Regions from separate parts of the Homo sapiens genome. Here region 2 is linked to region 1. A link is a loop called in an ENCODE intact Hi-C map of the cell type or tissue named here. Cell type or tissue: heart right ventricle. All regions are shown on one strand. Each heading gives the region's core, and the rest is flanking DNA. Links, peaks and the distances in the headings are about the cores only.

Evidence for each region. Hi-C counts contacts between places; a loop is a spot of excess contacts. Peaks named below come from ENCODE experiments on the same cell type or tissue, not always from the same donor. Only the 100,000 strongest peaks of a DNase experiment are listed, where the experiment ranks them.
Region 2: it touches region 1 in a loop (2.7-fold over the local background); 10 of 110 quality-filtered maps call a loop at or near these places.

Annotation. Positions count from the first base shown.
Region 1 is chr1:207,639,898-207,649,153 of GRCh38, reverse strand. It overlaps CR1L (complement C3b/C4b receptor 1 like), which reads right to left and starts at 4,021. Exons shown (of 12, transcript NM_175710.2): 1 at 3,824-4,021. The coding sequence starts at 3,920. It overlaps CR1 (complement C3b/C4b receptor 1 (Knops blood group)), which reads right to left. Exons shown (of 47, transcript NM_000651.6): 47 at 7,389-9,256. It also overlaps the pseudogene CD46P1. RefSeq lists an enhancer at 3,912-3,991 and a silencer at 4,052-4,221. In heart right ventricle, for the core only: no CTCF peak of the experiment used is centred there; a DNase peak (open chromatin) is centred at 4,083; H3K4me3 peaks cover 1,258 bases; H3K27me3 peaks cover 1,754 bases.
Region 2 is chr1:207,694,592-207,703,847 of GRCh38, reverse strand. It overlaps CR1L (complement C3b/C4b receptor 1 like), which reads right to left. Exons shown (of 12, transcript NM_175710.2): 5 at 9,097-9,256; 6 at 6,169-6,345; 7 at 5,975-6,077; 8 at 4,574-4,659; 9 at 2,230-2,329. Among named protein-coding and RNA genes, the nearest start is that of CD46, 53 kb to the left of the region's middle. In heart right ventricle, for the core only: CTCF peaks have their summits at 4,564 and 4,769 (motif pointing right); a DNase peak (open chromatin) is centred at 4,777.

The DNA.
Region 1 (9,256 bases), core at 2,165-7,164:
AGAAGCATTTTCTGCCTCCCCCTGGGAAGCAGTGATCAGTCACCTTCCCCTGGACTCTCCCCTGCATGGATCTCTCAGGTAATTATCACGTGTTTTTGAGTTTAATAGTTAACAAGGCCGACTCCATTCATCCATGTGGCCACAACACCCAGCACAATATGTCCCTCATAGTAGCTATTTGAAAAAAATTTGGTACTCAAAGTCCACTGCTGTCAAACACAAAACAATGTGAAGAATATATTGTAATCAATTTCATATTGAAAATAATCATTCTACAGAACAATGGAGAAAGAAGATTTAGCCATTTCTTGTGCTGCCTATCTCCCAGTCTTCTGGTATCCTGGCAGGTGACCAGATATGGACTGCTCTTTTTGCATTGTAGTATGCCGAGTGAGGAAACTAAGAAGCAATAAGAACTTACTGGTCTTGGCTTCTTTCATTGAAAATAAGGAAAACACCTGAAATAGGCAGAAGAGACCACACACAACAGGAGATCGGGGGTTTTGTCCAAAAAAGCAGCTCCTCTTCTGGAGGAATGAATGAGACTGGCCTGAAATTTGACACATGTTTCCTTCTGCTATCTGGAACCATTTGGCAACTACCTTTGAGAGGGCAGGTCTCCCATGCACAGCACCACCTGCTTACAAAACCTTATCTTTGTGAGAGTGAGTTGCTCCAAAAATTGAATGTTTATTTTAATTCATGTATTCTCTCTGCCTAGCATCGTGAGTTCTCATTTTTACTTTCTCTAGGTTTCATACCTGTCTTGATTTAACCCTATCAACCTCAAACTTAACCTTATTTTTCCTTCTCTTCATTTTTAGTTTTGTTATCTTCCATGTTGCACCCTATTCATTTTATAATTCTATGTTCCTCTATTTCAAATTGCTTTCATTATCTTCTTCAACTTCCAGGTTTTTTTTTTTTTTCTGTGTGTGTGTGTGTGTCTGTGTGTGTGTGTGTGTGTGTGTGTGTGTGTTTGAGACCGGGTCTCACTCTGTCACCCAAGCTGGAGTGCAGTGGTATGATTAGGGCTCACTGCAGCCTTGACCATGGGGGCTCCAGTGATCCTCCCCCTTCACGCCCTTCAGCCTCCCAAGTAGCTGGGACCACAGGCATGCAACATCACACCTGGCTAATTTTTTGTTTTTAATATTCTGTAGAGGTGGGCTCTCCTTATGATGCCCAGGCTGTATGTACTTCTAGTACTAAGCCTATTCTAAACATTAATCTTTAAAAAGAAAAAAAAGTCCTTTCGTTTTCTTCTTAACACCACTGCTCCCTAATCCCATCACCCTCCTTCAAAATGAACGTTTTAATGATCAGTGAGATGCAAGACTGAAGTACTGGAAGCCCTGCAGAGTCAACATAAACAGGGGAGACAGATCCTTTCTGGCCCTCAGCTGCTGCTGCCCTAGCTTTTTAGGTACAACAGAAAGACCATCCTGAGCATAGCTCTTTAAAGAACCTTCCTCTTGGAGGCAGGAGGGACTTTTTCCTAGGCTCTAAGCCCCAGCCAAATAGTATATTTAATTTTCTGATATTTAACAGATGTCTATATGGATACTGAGTTAGGGTTCATACAGAAGCAAACAAATGGGGCTTTTGGAACCACAAATGGGGGAAGACAGAAGATTCCTGCATTCTGATGGGGAGAGACAGAGAACAGAAAAGATCACTTTAAAAGGGTGATTACAAGAGGTACTTGAACTGGGTTGTATGTGTTCAACCTGAGTTGGGGGGTTCCAAGAAGGTCTCTGAAGCGGTAACATTCCAGCTGAGCTTGCAGAAGAAACAGCCCATTTATGCAGCAGGTCATGGGGAGAACGTTCCAGGACTGAGGGAACAGAAAGCACAGATGCCCCAAAGTGGCAGAGTTTTGTCTGTTTGATGAGAAGCAAAGCCTTCCCTCCCCCCAGTCATTTGTTAAATGCTGTCAGAAAATTATACTCCTTTCCTCCAGAACACTTCCCTGGTTAATATATTTGTTACTATTATGTTTTGGTTAATGTCTGCCACTCCCAATACATTTTAGCAAACATCTGTTGATTGCCTACTGTGTTCCCGGCATTAAGCACTTAACAATGAGCAAAAAAAGTCCCTGCTTATCTTCCTGCATGTACGTGTGTGTAAACAAATAGTAAAAAAAGGATAAAGAAAATAGGAATTGTCTGTTATTACCTACTAGTGTAACAGCACCAGACATACAAGACCCATATTTGTTGAATGAATGTTCCTAAGAGAAGAAATGCAACGTACAATCTGTACATGGAATAAGATCCTAAATATAATTTGGACATAGATACACATGAAACACAATAAAGTCAGAAGGAAATATAACAAAATATTAAAAACAGTTGTCCTTTTATTTTGTTCATTTTGCACAATAAGCCTGTATTTAAGCATGTATTTTTTGGCTTTTTTTTTTTTTTTTTTTTTTTTTGAGACAGGGTCTCACACTGTCATCCAGGCTGGAGTGCAGTGGCATGATCACAGCTCACTGCAGTCTTCTCCTCCTGGGCTCAAGCGATCCTCCCACCTCAGCCTCTGGAGTAGTTGGGACCACGGGCATACACCACCATGCCCATCTAATTTTTTTATTTTTTGTAGACATGGGGTTTTGACATGTTGTCCAGGCTGATCTTGAACTCCTGGGCTTAAGCAATCACCCAACTTGGGCCTCCCAAAGTGCTGGGATCACAGGTGTGAGCAACTGGGCCTGGCCTAGCATGCATTTTTAAAAATATTGATTCCATTCAATGAAATACAAAACAGTGGGATAGGCCTTAAGCTTCAGTTTATGAGCTGTAGGGGAAAACAAGATTAACATTATCTGCCTTCCTTTGTTAGGATACTAATTTCTCACTAGGTTTGGCTACCAGTGTTTTTTAGGTTGCTTCACATCTCTCAAATATGACTCAAACTAATGAAAAGAAGGAAAACAATGTCAAAAAGCCACTAGGCAATGGAATCAGATACTGTCTATATTGGTTGGGAACAGGAAGATGACTCGATGGCCCACCCACCCCCCAAAAAAGCAGCCACTTAAAATTCAAGACCAATACGATCTCAGGCAACACGGACACTGTTCACAGAAGGCACTAAAAGCATGGTGCGCCCTTACCACCTCTCTAACCCCAGGCACTGAGAGCCTGCTCTCACTCAACATGCCCTCCCTAGCCGCAGAGTCCGCGCTCGCTCCACTCAAAGCAAACAGTGAGCTGTCTTGCCCACAGTGAACTCCGCACACAGGCCACTTGCGCACAGCACGCTCCCAGCAACACCTGGCCAGGCCCCTGCTCGCCCAGCCCAGCCCAGGCCAGCCCAGCCCATGGGGCACAGCAGACGCACTGCAACCCTTACCGCGGGTACTGTCCAAGCCCTAATGAACACCCTACTCACCAAGGCACCAAGGGAACACAGGGCAAACTCTCACCACGGGCACAGCACGGGCTCTAGCAACAATCCCACGCACCTGTGCACTCCAGAGCAAGCCCTCACCTGGGGCGCCCAGTAAGCCCTCCCCTTGCTGACTGGGCTCAATCCCGAAAACACGATTCACGCTTCTTTTGGGAACGCAGCCAGATCCTGCGTAAATGTCGGCCGCGCACACGATGCCACCAAACAAGCTTCTGCGTGGTTCCCGCATCCCCCGCCACATACCCCCGGGATCTGAGCACGGCACCCCTCGGAGAACCCTGGCCTCGCTCTCTATCCCAAGCAGGCACGACGTGCAGTGAGCTTCGCCCCGCGCCTCCTGCCCGACTGACTGAGCAGAGCTCTAGCCTCGCCGCGGACGCGCGAATCCACCCCGGGGTCCTACCGGAGAAGGAGGACAGCAGCAACACCAGGGCCGCCAGAAGCAACCCAGGAAAGCGCCGGGAAGGAAAGGGACGCTCGAGACGGACGGGAGGCGCCATGAGCGGCGCGGGAGACCCCGTGATTTATCCGGAGGTGAGCAGAGAAACCGAAAGCCAGCCGAGCAGGGAAGTCCCTTCTGAGTCCGGTTAGTGGACACAACAATCCCCAAACTCACAGTTTCCAGGGCCGCATGACAGGTGGGCGTGGCCTGGGCGCGTAGTGTGAAATTGAGTCTTAGCGCCGGGGCGGCTGGGGCCAATCGGCGGGCCGCGGGGCGGGGCCTCGGCGCGCAGGGGCAGCCCGTTGGCCTTCGAGGAGACAGGGCGTGTCCAGAGCCCTGGCAGGGGGTTATCGTGGGCTAGCACCCCTCAGGGTTAGTTTTATCCTGGGGCACTGCAGGCTGTCAGGACTGCCTGGGCCCTTACTTGGTATTTGGCATTAGTCAGGCATTATTGGGAACAATATTTGAGTTTTTCTTGCTTGAATGCCTGCTACTGAATCGTCTCGGCGCCGTCTTCTTTTCACAGTCTCAAAGGTTTGGCTTCTGCACTCCCAGCCCCTAAGATAATTTGCCCTTTGCTCCCCTCCCTGGAGAGGACCCGTCAGAATCTAAATTATTAAGCAACACCAGGCCGTTAGCATATTGAGACTCTATGGGACCCTTGCCCTTGAGCAACTAAATGTTTTATTGAAGACGAAATATACATGCATGAACAATGTAAGGACAAGGGTGTCCTAAGTGCCAAATTCCTGGAAGCAATAAATGCAGGAGGATTGGGATGGGTAGAAATTGTTAGGCGAAGTGGATAAGGGGGAGAACTTTTCTGGTGAAACAATCTCAGGAACAATGTTGGAAAATTAAGAATGAGCAGGATTGATTTGTAGGGTTCTGAGTAAGCCAGTATGACTGGTAAAAGGGGGAAAAAAAAAGGGAACATGACTGGCATTAAAAGAGCAAACAAAAAAAGTTGACATCTCTTCCCCTCAGATTGGCAAAGAATTAAAACGTCAGCCAATGTGAGTGAACATGTTGCAGGGGGACCAGCACTCTGTTTGTAACATAACTTTTCAGAATGTTAAAAGTCTTAAAGTGGAAATGACTTGTGTTAGGCTCTCAGTTCCCAGAGAAATCATCAGAGCTGTGATCAAAGATTTATAATTTTTGTAAAAAATGTAAACCCTAAGTGTCTAGCAAAAGTAATAAGGAGGCAGTTACCTTTGTGTGATGGAATTCTATGCAGCAAGTATTGCAAAAGAATACCAAATGTGAGAAACTATGATATCATTGTAAGTGGAAAAAGCAGAGTCCAAATTGGCATGTGCATTTTGGCAGTCCTTTTATTAAAACAAAAATGCTATATATATATATATATATATACATACACTAATTTGGAACACAACAAAATTAACAATGGTTAAGATTATAGATATTTCACTTTCCTTGTGCTTTTCAGTTTTCTTTTTCTATGTTGACCCTATGTTACATTTAGAATAAGGTAAAGAAAATGTATTTTAAAAATCAAATCTATGTATCAATTGTTGTTTTGTTCATAGAATTATGGGAGTAGAACTTGTATTACACAGGGTTTGTATGAGAGGATAGTGAGGAATTAGATGCTTAGTGTATAAACCTAAAATGGGTCTTATGGAATTATAGAGTTTAAATGTATTTAATACAGTTCTATAACTGAGATGTACTGAAGACTTTCTGGGTTCACCAAACCACGGAATTTCCTCTTCCCAAACATTTTCAAATTTTTGGCATAGAATACAAGACATTGAGTCTGGTGGTATATCAAATAAACATCTTAGTATCTTGGATTATAAAATTCAGACACTCTATGACAGTAATTAAAGGAGGTATAATTAAGGGGATAGTAAATAGGAAACTCAATGAGGAGAAATTATTATTCCTGTTAATGTATGGTGTGAAAGAGCAATATGACAGACATGTTCTGTGGCTCAATGCCAGCACTTATTTGTGAAAGCAGATAGTCTATTTATTTTTCTCCACATCAATAGATATTAAAAATTCTCCATTTATTTTCAGGCTTGGAAGAAAGATACCTTTTTCTCATGAGAAAAATTATTATAAAGAATAGAAGAAAAAATATGGCTAGTGTTTGATTTCCTAGTTTCAGGTGTCAGATTAGATTCAAAGATCGGTATTTTATTGAAACTTTCTTTCAATCAGTAAAATTTCCATCCCTGGGGTTAATCAAGCCATTCTTAATATACTCGAAGACTTTCACATTAAATTTATAAAACTAATTTTTATTTGAGTTAACTGAAGCTTCATTTGAATGGTTCTGAGCCTTGTTTCCTATTTTTTGGGATAAGTTCCATAAGTCAGGGTTAGAGCTTTCTTATAATATCTCCAGTGCCAAAATCTGTAGTAAGTGTACAATGAATAGCTGGTAAATATTGGATGAAATAAATGGTTCTTGTGGTCAAGTGCATTTAACATATCTCTGCCAGTTCTCCTCCAGCATGAATTTATTAAATGTCCAGAAATTTCTGAGAGATTTTGATTTAAATAATTTTAGACCCTAGGAAACAAATCGAGATCGGTCTGTAAAATGGATGAGCTACAACTGTCTGCACAGCAAACTTTCCTAAATCAGGTGTTGCAAGCTTACTTGTGAAGTGGAGCTGTGGTCTATCCCTTAGCCTTGAGGTCATTTTAGTGACTGAGTTCAATGTCGACAATGAACTTCCTGAGGCCTTAACGGGTAGAACTTGAAGCCAAAGCTTTGAATGAAGTTGATTTAGGAAATTAATGTTTCCTCCAATTCCCCCTAAAGATTTTGTCAAACTGCCAAAGAGAAGAAAAGGAGAGAATGAGGATATCTGTGTTTGTGGACCCGGTTTAGAACTATGGGATCTCCTTTAAGGGGCTTATGAAGGGCAGTATGGGTGGAGGCTGGTGTGCAGGGATGTCATTAAACTGTGGCCAACTCTTTTAAAATTTGATGTTAGGGCTGGGCGCGGTGGCTCATGCCTGTAATCCCAGCACTTTGGGAGGCCGAGGTGGGCAGATCACGAGGTCAGGAGATCTAGACCATCCTGGCCAACATGGTGAAACCCCGTCTGTACTAAAATACAAAAAATTAGCTGGGCGTGGTGGCGCACACCTGTAGTCCCAGCTACTCAGGAGGCTGAGGCAGGGGAATTGCTTGAACCTGGGAGGCGGAGGTTGCAGTGAGTCAAGATTGCGCCACTGCACTCCAGCCTGGTGACAGAGCAAGACTTTATCTCAAAAAAAAAAAAAAAAAAAAAAAAGAACCATGTTAGATGGTTCTTTGCCTCCTAATTAGTATACTGTATTTACATTATGCTTTTCAGGAGCAAGTGGAGCAGCATGAATGGGCCTCTATTTACACCTGCTAAGCACCTGCCAGCCAACTGACCTTTATGTTTAGCTGTGTCTGATTTTCTTTCCTGTTACTATCAAGAGCATGTCTGTGGCATTACACATCAACACAGGGATTATGAAAACAATCAGGTACAGAACTATATTCCATAAGTAGATTTGCAAAATAAAGTATTTTATTCCTTTCTCATTACAATGGTAGAGACAGAAAATTTCATTAAAGCATCATAAACTTCATAGTACACACTTAAGTGTGCCAAAAAAGCAAACAAAACAAAGAATGTTAGGACTAGCAATAGCTTCATAGGGCAATTGGTGTCCAGCCCCTGCTTTTCAGATGAAAATGTAAGGTCACAGGTTAGCAGAATTGCTTAATAATACAAGTTAGGCAATATAGTATTTTACTCATAGTTAGTATATACAGTATTTATCATTATAACTGATATAATAGAAAAAAACCTTTCAGCTTTCTTGCAATTAAAAAGTGACAGGTGAGGTTGCAGTAAGCCTAGATAGCACCACTGCACTCCAGCCTGGGTAACAGAGCAAGACCCTGTCTCCAAAATAAATCAAAAGTCACAGACATTGAAATATTTATTAATCACATTGCTCACTGACCTACTCCATTCTGGAAAAAAAAAAGAACACAGGATTTTTTTTTCTTGTAATGGGAAATTTTAATTCTAAAAAGGCCAATTCCCAATCACTTAGTTTCTAGTCCTCCTTTAAAAATTACTTCTTCAAAATCCCAAGAAATAAAAGAGATTTGCTAAAGATTCAACTAAGCAAAAGTCCTATCAAGTATCTTTACATATACTCACCACCTATTTGCCCTTCTTTCTTGGTGACCTAGCTGTATGTCCTTTGCCCATTTTTGTTGGGTGGAGAGAAGTTTGGTCTTTAATTTTTAAGTACTCTCTAAATAATAAAGCAATTAGCTTTTGTGATGTAAGTTGCATTTTTTTCTTGCAGTTTATCAGTTGATTTTTCTTAAGCTGGTTTTTTTTCCCTCTCTTCCATGATTTTAAATTGAAATTCAGGTTCATGTCTATCTCACTCCTTATACTGCTGTCAAAGTAAATGTGGCAAAATTCACCTTTAAAGCAACTATTAAACAGAATTACATAGAAATGAGCATTAGTCATATATAAAGCTATTATTAAATATCCAGAAATATTCTGATGTTTTCTAGAGGTCATTAGCATGGCCCATAATATCATAACACATTTTTGTTCTCTAAAGATGTGGACTGGTTAAAGAACACAAGGTCACTTATTTTAAAAATATCAGAACACGTTTATTATTTTGATACATTTTTTAAAAGTTGTGTTTTAAAAAGTTAATTTAGTATATTCTGAATCCATACAAAAGTAAGCTAGTACTTTTATAATAACAATTATTCTTTCATTTCAATTTTTATTATGTTTTTTATATAGAACACAGCACAAAGTGCTTTTGAATTAAAGTTTAGAAAATATCGAAAGCGGCCAGGCGCGGTGGCTCATGCCTGTAATCGCAGCACTTTGGGAGGCCGAGGCAGGTGGATCACGAGGTCAGGAGATCCAGACCATCCTGGCTAACATGGTGAAACCCCGTCTCTACTAAAAATACAAAAAAATTAGCCGGGCGTGTTGGCAGGTGCCTGTAGTCCCATCTACTGGTAATCCCAACTACTCAGGAGGCTGAGGCAGGAAAATGGTGTCAACCCGGGAGGCGGAGCTTGCAGTGAGCCGAGATTACGCCACTGCACTCCAGCCTGGGAGACAGAGCCAGACTCCATCTCAAAAAAAAAGAAGATATCGAAATCTTATTTTCCAAATATTTCTCTTCAGTAGTCTTAACCACTCTTCCCATGATCATTTCATGCCTTTCTAGTAAATTAATTTTTCTCCCTAGAGAAAGTAAAAACTGATATAGCATATATTTCACTCTAAACTGTTTAAAAGACTAGGGTTCTGCTCTATAAAATAAAAGGAAACAAACTAAGGGGGAAAAGTACGTATGTAAAAAAACACATATGTG
Region 2 (9,256 bases), core at 2,508-7,507, 54 kb before region 1:
TGAGTAGTTGGGACTACAGGCACATTCTGCCATGCTGGCCAATTTTTGTATTTTTAATAGAGACGGGGTTTCACTATGTTGGCCAGGCTGGTCTTGAAATCCTGACCTCATGATCCGCCCACCTTGGTCTCCCAATATGCTGGGATTACACCATGCCTGGCACAAAATATATTTCTTAAATACTAAAACTTCAAAGTCAAAATTACTGCTCAGCCATGGGCTGCAGAATGGCTGCTGTTGTCAGCAGGCAGGAAAACTACATGCATCTCCTTGTCCATCTCCATCAGAGCTCTTGCCTGATTGGATACAAAGTCAATGAGCTGTATGTAACATTTTGAAAGGAATCTGTTTTTCTGAGCACTATATCTCAACAGTGAGCCTAAAATATTCAGTAAACCATGCTGCAAACATACCTCTGTCATCAGACTTTGTTGTTCCATTTATAGACACAGGCAAGGTACATTTAGCATAATTCTTAAGGGCCCTAGGGCTTTTAGAATGGTCAGTGAGCATTGGCTTCAACTCAAACTCACCAACGAGATTAGCTCCTAAAAAGGCAGCCTATCCTTTGAAGCTTTGAACCCAGGCATTGGCTTCTCCTCTCTAGCTATGAAGGTCCAATAGATGGCTGTTTTGTCTACATGGAGAATCTGCTATTTATTTTAACACCTTCATCAATGATCTTAGTTAGATCATCAGGACAACTTGCTGCAGCTTCTATGTCAGCACTTGTTGCTTCACCTTGCACCTTTATGTTATGGAGATGACTTCTTTCCTTAAACCTCAGGAATCACCCAACCTGGAGTGCAGTGGCACAATCTCGGCAACTTCTGCTTCCCGGGTTCAAGTTATTCTCATGCCTCAGACTCCCGAGTAGCTGGAACTACAGGCAACCCGCCACAACGCCTGGTTAATTTTTGCATTTTCAGTAGATATGAGGTTTCACCATATTGGTCAGGCTGGTCTTGAACACCTGACCTCAGGTGATCCACCTGCCTCTGCCTCCCAAAGTGCTGGAATTACAGGCATGAGCCACAGTGCCCAGCTGCTTCCAGCTTTTTTTCTGCAGCTTCCTCACCTCTGTCAGCCTTCACAGAATTGAAGAGAGTTAGGGCCTTGCTCAGGATTAGGCTTTAGCTTAAGGAAATATGTCTAGTTTGATCTTGTATCTAGACCACTAAAACTTCTTCCATATCAGCAATAAGGCTGTTTCACCTTCTTATCATTCATGTGTTCACTGGAATAGCACTTTAAGTTTCCTTCAAGTACTTTTGCTTTGCCTTTGCAACTCGCTAGCTGTTTGGCACATGAGGCCTGACTTTTGGCCTGTCTTGGCTTTCAACATATCTTCCTCACTAAGCTTAATCATCTCCAGCTTTTGATTTAAAGTAAGAGATGCATGACTCCTCCCTTCATGTCAACACTTAAAGGCCATTGTAGGGCTATTAATTGGCCTCATTTTAGTATTATTGTGTTCAGGGATTAGGGAGTCCTGAAGAGAGGGAGAGAGAAGGGGAATGTCTTGTCCATGGAGCAGTCAAAGCATGCACATTTATTAAGTTTTCTGTCTTATATGGGTGCAGTTCGTAGGGACTCCAAACAATGAAAATAGTAACATCAAAGATCACTGAAGACAGATCACTATCACAGACATGATAATAATGAAAACCTCTGGGATATTGTGAGAATAACCAAAATGCTACACAGAGACACGAAGTCAACACACACTGTTGGATAAATGATGCCAACTGACATGCTTGTTGCAGCGTTGCCACAAGCCTTCAATTTGTAAAAAGCATAACATCTGTGAAGTACAATAAAATGAGGAAGGCCTGTACTTTTTGATGGCAGCCCTAGCAAGCGATCATGCTGTTATCATTAAGATTTGTTCTCTCACACAGCTGCTACATGCCCTTCCCTTTCTTCCAGCAATGTCTACTCTGGGTTAGGGTTGTTTGTGTGCTTTGACTACTATACTCCTAATTTTTTTTCCTTCCCATCCAGTGAACGGCATACTCTTTATGTGTGCACTGCCCTGGTTTCCAGCAAGGACACAGATTTTTCCCCTAATCTTCTCCTATCTTTGTTCATTTCAATCAGGAGTTAATACCTGTGTTCAAACCTCTCAAGAGCAGGTGGCAACAGCCTAGTTTCCTTCCTGAGATGTGGCTAGAAGGTAGTATTGCTGTGCTGGAACTCTGGAACCAAGAGATGTTGCTGCCAACTCACCCTGTAGTACAAGAATAGTTGATTCTGGATCCAACATGGATGTCTGTGATCACATGCACCATGCCATTCACTGGAACTGGAGGAGTTTCACATGATTTACCTGTGGGAAAGAAAATGTTTTGGAGCCAGGTAGAGTAATCTGAACTCTCTTCAGTACGTAAGGTCTCAACCTGCATGTAGCTTCCTGAAGAAAACACGCAGTTCTGATAGTTCCACAGATTTTGGCACCTTGAGAAAACTCATCAGAGAGCCTCAGGATCAGCCACCTACTAAGCCCCACTTTCAAAAAGACCTTCCCTCCAGATCTATCTAGATCTAGATTTAGATCTGTGTAGAGACCTTGCATCCCTTATCAAAATGTAAAGGTCATTTATGGCATTATTTACTACCAATAAAGTTTTCAAAGGATTTCTTCCCACCTAGTTATTCAAACAGAATTTGTCTTCCTACACAATCTTTATTTCCTGATATAGAGTCATTTATTATTTATTTTCCCATAAGGAATGAAGATTTTCTCTACAAATATTCCTTGAAACATTCTCATGAAGTGAGCATTTCAAGCAATAATCAAAGACGACCTGCAAGAAAAACTCTTACATCCACCTATCTGAACGCTTTTGAAAAAAGGTTTCTCTTATCCCACAATTGAAAAAATTCAATAAGAAGCTTTTGCAGACATGGGAAAGATCCAGTGCAAGTTTACTTACTTTACAACTTTAATGAAGTAGCAAAACATTTGAAGAAGAAAAATAACCGTTTTGAAGGGTTACTCATTCATTTAGTCAATCTTTCTTAATTTAGCACTTATCCTGTGTCAGCCACTCATCAGGATCCTGGGGACACAGTGCTGAGGAAGGGGCCTACGTTCTTGGGAAATATTTCTCAAATGTATATATGTGTGCTAATCATCTTAAATAGGTGAAAACTTTCACTGATTACTTACTGATATTGATCATCAGTCTCAGTGATAACAATAGCCCTGCCACAGTGAATTGAAACATATTCAGGCCATTATAAAAAACTCCAAATGGATTCAGATTGCTTTGCTTTTGAAAATGTCAAGGTCTGTTGATGATTTATTTTCTTTTTTTACTTTCTGGGTCAGGTTTCAAGTTGTTACTCCTTTCTAGCATCTACTGATTTGTTTATAATAGTCTCTTCCTCATTTCTAATTGGCATTTTTCATTAGAACTGGCATTTGGAAGAAGTTATTTTAACTACCAGAGTTATGAAAAATAAGAGAAAGCTTGAGTAGTCCAATCAATGAGCTTTCATGCATGATAGTAGAACAGACATTTGTCATGCTGCCTCAAGGAGCACTGGATTTCTTAGACAGCAAGCATCTCTATATAAGTTATGTTCTTCCAAAATTTTACTCTAAAAAGCACTGTAAGATGTCCAAGTACATTTCTAAGAACATAAACATTTTAGTAAAATTTCATGGTTTTCTAAAGAAACATGTTTTCCAATCATTAGAATCAAGAAATGAAGCAAAGTTCTATCTTCTATTGGGGAAATTATAAATGGGTAGACTAGGAGAAATCAGTAGTCTACTGATTATTGAACATATGAGGCTCATTTTAAAAAAATGACTTATTATTTATGAATCTCTCAGCATAAATTATTTAGGTACATATTTTGAGAATTTATGGAGTCTCAAACTGCTCACCCTGTCTAATGTTACTCCCCACTTTTCCCTCATTCTTCATTGCTTTGATCTATTATCCGTAGCATTTAATTTGCTTATTTTTTTCCTTGTCCTTCTCCCTACCTGAGTAAAAACAACATGGGGACAGGGACTTCACTCATCTTGTTCATTGCTATAACTCCAGTATCTAGATGAACAGAGGCACAAAGTATGTGATCAATAAATAATTGATTAAATAAAGGCATGTTTGATACTTGAGTATTATCAAATATATACACAAATTGTAGACTGACTGCACATTGATTGGAGAACAAAATGAAAAAGAAGGAAGGAGAGAGGGAGAGAAGAAGGGAAAAAAGAACTGAAGGAAGGAAAGAAGAGAAGAAAGAAAAGAAGTAGAGAAAGAAAGCAAATTGTAAAAGCTTCACATTATCTAATCTCTCCTGACCTAGAAGCACACGACCATAGGATTTATCGCAATAGAACATAGAATACAAAATGACAGAGACAGATCAGATAGTTCCAAAGACAGGTGATGTACACATTGATTCACAACCAAACATTACTAAAATAAGAAATTTTCAAATCAATAATTCAGATTAGAAAATTGAAGAACCACATTAGGGGAGGTCATGGGTCAAATACTGAACAGATGAAGGGGAGAGATTGGCCTGAAATGTTACTCCTATTACTTACGTTCACACACTGGAACACTGCTATTCCAAAGGCTTTCCATTCCAGCCAAAACACAGTAACTAGCAGAGCTGCCTTTTAATTGAAATCTAAAGAAGAAAATAGGAGTGAATAGCGAGCTGTTTCAGCCAAGAGGACACTTAGTTCACAATCTAAGGCCCAGCCCCAATTTCAGGATTTTGAGGACCTGAGGCCAGCAGGTGGCAGAGTTGCACAGGCTACGTTATTCTGGAAAAATCACAGCCTCCAGAAGGGAGCAATATAGAGTGGCAAAATGCAGTAGCTTGGTCACATGATAGTCCTGCTTGAATTGAAAAAGGTGGTCACAAAATAGCCACCATCTCCTTGACCCAGGACCCAGGCTTGGAGTTTCACTGATTACTCATTGTCATTATTAGAAACCCAGTCTTCTAATGCAATGCCTTCGTAACTCTGACCCTGGAACAGCAAGTAAAACAGCTCCCAGTTTGGAGTGGTAAAGTGGGAAATAGCTGGCGAGAGAACAGAGATTGTCCTTTCATCTCCACATCTGTGATGGCGTGAAGAAGGCTCAAAAGGGCAATTTGGGCTGCTGAAGAGTAAGCACGAATATTCTAGGGGAAAAAGGAAAGAAGAGAGGACATAATTTTTGTACGCAATTGTTGAAAATTCTCAATGTCTGTTGGGCCCCGATGCCCTCCTAACTCTTACTGGGTGCTGGCTTTTGGAGCCTGCCAAGATTCTGTGTTACATTTTGGGATCAGGTGCTTTGTTGCCCATGCTGGTCAGCTCCCGTGTAGAGATGTGCACCCTGTGAAGAGCACTAGGTGGACATAAACAAGGTAATGACCTTGCTGGAAATATTAACAGCAGCCATCAGAACCCCAGCTCAGAGCCCAGAGCCCATGACTAGCCAGACGATATATGACTGGATTTTTTTAAAATGCTGATTTTTACACTTTCAGTCCTATTACAAATTTCATTACTGATGGTTTAAAGAATTTACTGAAATGATTCTTAAATGATCCTAGCTCTTTAGAATAAGTTTTTTGTTACTTGCAATTTTTTCTGAGACTCTTAAATTACTCATATTCTATTTGCTGTTTTGAAATTCTAAAATTTTGAAAATAGGATTTTTTAAACTTACTGTGTTACCTATATATTAATAACAAGTAATTATACTTGTCTTTGAATTTGCCAGTTAATATATGGCCCAGTGTCCTCTTCATATCTCATGTTATTAGTTCCATATGTGTCTTTCCTTTCTTCCTATATATACTTTCAAAAGTTCATCTCTCTGATTGTGTGTGTGTGTGTGTGTGTCTGTCTGTCTGTCTTTTTTTAAGCCACATCAAATCTCCCCTTTTTGGACTAATTCCTAACCCCAATTTCAATGTCCAGCAGGTCAGGCAAGCTCATACTCACCCTTCATCACAAACAAAATCCACTTTTGCTCCAAGCTGGAGATTAAGTGGAAATAGCACATGGCCATTAGGAAGTTGGCCCAGGAAGTCATCACAGGATTTCACTGGAAAAAAAGAAAAACGAACAGAAATAACTGGCATGTGGAGAATAAAGACGCAAGCTAAAAATACCAAGCCAGATAAGAGTCTAGTCACCTTCACATCTGGGGGCTGCAGGGCTCCAGTCTCCCTGGGGTGTGCAGTGCAAATACGTAGATCCTCTGAGGTCGTAGCCGGGCTCACAGCTGTAGAACACTTCCTGCCCGGGTGAAAAGTTGTCCTTGTCCCTTTGGGTACGCTCAGCATGCAGGACATCTGGAGGTGGCTGACATACTGGGGAGAGAGAAACAAAGTACTGCTAATTGTGTGAAAATAACTTTTCTCTCACTGTTAAACTGGCCAAGGGAATAATAATTACAAATCTATATGTAACAAAAAAGGTAGAATAACAGCCTTATTACATTGATAACAAACTAAATACACAGGGCGAGGAAGATGTCTTGCCATCACTCATAGAACTGACACATTGCACAACTGTGACTAAAACAGAGGTATCCCCAATTCATTGTTTTACATCTAAAGTATGCAACTAAGATTTCACAATGGACAGTTCCTTCTAGAATGCTTCCAATTACTGTTCACCCAGTACAAAATTGGGAGGGATGATGGATTTTTATATCTCCATGCTTCCTTTCTAGAAAGGCATCACCAATTTCGTCTTGCATTTTAGGCCATAAAGGAGTGCCCCTGCCCATGTCTCATCTAATAGGTCCCTCCATCACCTATCACACTGGTGCAACAAACATACATCTATTCTCTTCTCCTTTCAAGTCTTCTCTCAGCGGCCACCTGACATAGGGTGGTAAAGAACTATGGGTCTCCTCCCTTCATGCTATGCAGCAAGGTGCTGCCTAGTCATTCATTTCACTCCAGTGAGAAGGTGGGCAACTGTCGAACAAAATCTAAAAGACCTACTGTCACCATAATGAGAGTGTCTATTTCACACAACATATTGTAAGGGCAGCGCTGGCTCTCTCTTAATATAGTTGATCGGAACTCAGGAAGTCAGAACACATTTAGGTCTCAACTAAATTATATAAAACTGTTATAAAATGGAAAAAATAATTTCAGTTTGTCTTTGAGCAGATCAGTTCCCTTTTCTGGACTTCAGCTTTCTCAAGCATCAAATGGGGGATTGGACTAGAAAAATGACTTCTTTAGGGAGTTTGTAAATACTCTGATGCTGTAATGTCCATTTTCAGGGCTCATCACCCAGTGTTTCCCTTGACTAATCAATGCCTGGTGATGTAATATTGAGGTGCTGTGCTGGTTAAATTTCTGTTGGCCCCTAGCCTCACACTTCTGCACTGTCTTTTGGCTGCTAGCAATGGAAACCTTAAAACTATAATCATTTGTCTTCCTTGATAGCTGGGCTCTGGTTAGGTTCTTCCAGTTGGAGGCATATATACCAAATTAAAAAGCAGGATGATGGCAGAGTCTGTTCTACTTCTAGAGGTGGCTCAGGCAGTGGCAGTATAGATGACTTCAGTGAGCAGCTACAGCTTCAATTCTAGCGATGCCAATGACTTTGGCTCCAGCAATATCAGCTGCATTCTGGCAGCTGTGGTGGCTCCTGCAGCATTAGCAGCTTTCAGGGAGCTGCCTGCTCAGTGGGAGGGGCTGGCCACTTGAGCATCCCTCCAGGCTCCTGTGCTGTGTAGACTGGGAGCCACAGCAGCTCCCTGATCTCTGGTAACTCTGCCTTCGTCCTATTGCTAGGGAGGCTGCCTGATTTTCCTGCCCTTCTAACATCTTTGTGACCTATTAGCTGTGATATGGTTTGTCTCTGTGTCCCCACCCAAATCTCATGTCAAATTGTAATTCCCAGTGTTGGAGGAGGAGCCTAGTGGGAAGTGACTGGATCATGGGGGTGGTTTCTAATGGTTTATCACCATCACCCTAGTGCTGTATTGTGATATAGTTCTCTTGAGATCTGCTTGTTTAAAATGTGTAGCACCTCCCTAGTTGCTGTCTCCTGCCAGCCATATGAAAATATACATGCTTCCTCTTTGCCTTCCACCATGATTGTAAGTTTCCTGAGGAGTCTTCAGTCATTCCTCCTGTATAGCCTGCAGAACTGAGAGTTAATTAAACCTCTTTTCTTTATAAATTACCCAGTCTCAGGTAGTTCTTTATACAATGTGAGAAGAGTCTAATACAGCCTGCATGAAATCCCTCCCTCCTTGAAAGTATCTAGAGTAAGTTTTGATTTCCTGACTGGATGCTGACTAGCAAAGCCAAGTCTCTGGAGTCGGGTGGACTTGCGTTTCAGTCTTCAGTCTGCAAGTTAATATCTTAGAAAGTTATCCGATTTCTCTAAGGCACATTTTCTCTGCAAAACATAGAGGCCAGGCACAGTGGCTCATGCCTATAATCTCAGCACTTTGGGAGGCCCAGGTGGGTGGATTGCTTCAGCTCAGGTGTTCGAGACAAGCCTGGGAAACATGGTGAGATTCGATCTCTATAAAAAAAATATAAAAAATTTAACCAGGTGTGGTAGCATGCACCTGTAGTCCCAGCTGCTTGGGAGGCTCAGGCAGGAGAATTGCTTGAGCCAGGGAGGTGGCGGTTGCAGTAAGCCATGATCTCACCTCTGCAGTCCAACTTGAGTGACAGATCAAGACCCTGTCTCAAGCAAAACAAAACAGACAAACCTAGAAAAACTGGTAACTACCTAATAACTTTGTTTTAAGGATTAAAATTCACATGTAGCCTGTATTATGGTGCCTGGCTGGAAGAATCACTCATTTTCTATCAGCAGTTATTATACTCAAAGGTAATTAATAGATTTGCTTATAAGAACTCCAAAGAAACATCACGTTCCTTGTCCAGGTTTAGCTTTGCTTCTTCATTTCAGCACATCTGCATGTACACACACCTTCTGAATTTCATGTTCACTACCTAGAAAATTTGCTTCTCGACCCTGCTCAGCACAAATCCCTCCCCCTGAACAAATACTAATCTCCTGATCCAACAGCAATGCATGTCACTGGCAGGGCCCTTCTAGGCCTCAGTCAGACTCACCCCTGGAGCAGCTTGGTAACTCTGGCTCCCATTTGTTCAGGGCCTGGCACTTCACATGGGAGGGCCCTTTCATGCCAAAGCCAGGCTGACACCTAAACTCCACAACTTCATTTAAGGAAAATAAGCTTCTGTTGTCAGATACCAATATTCCATTTTCCAC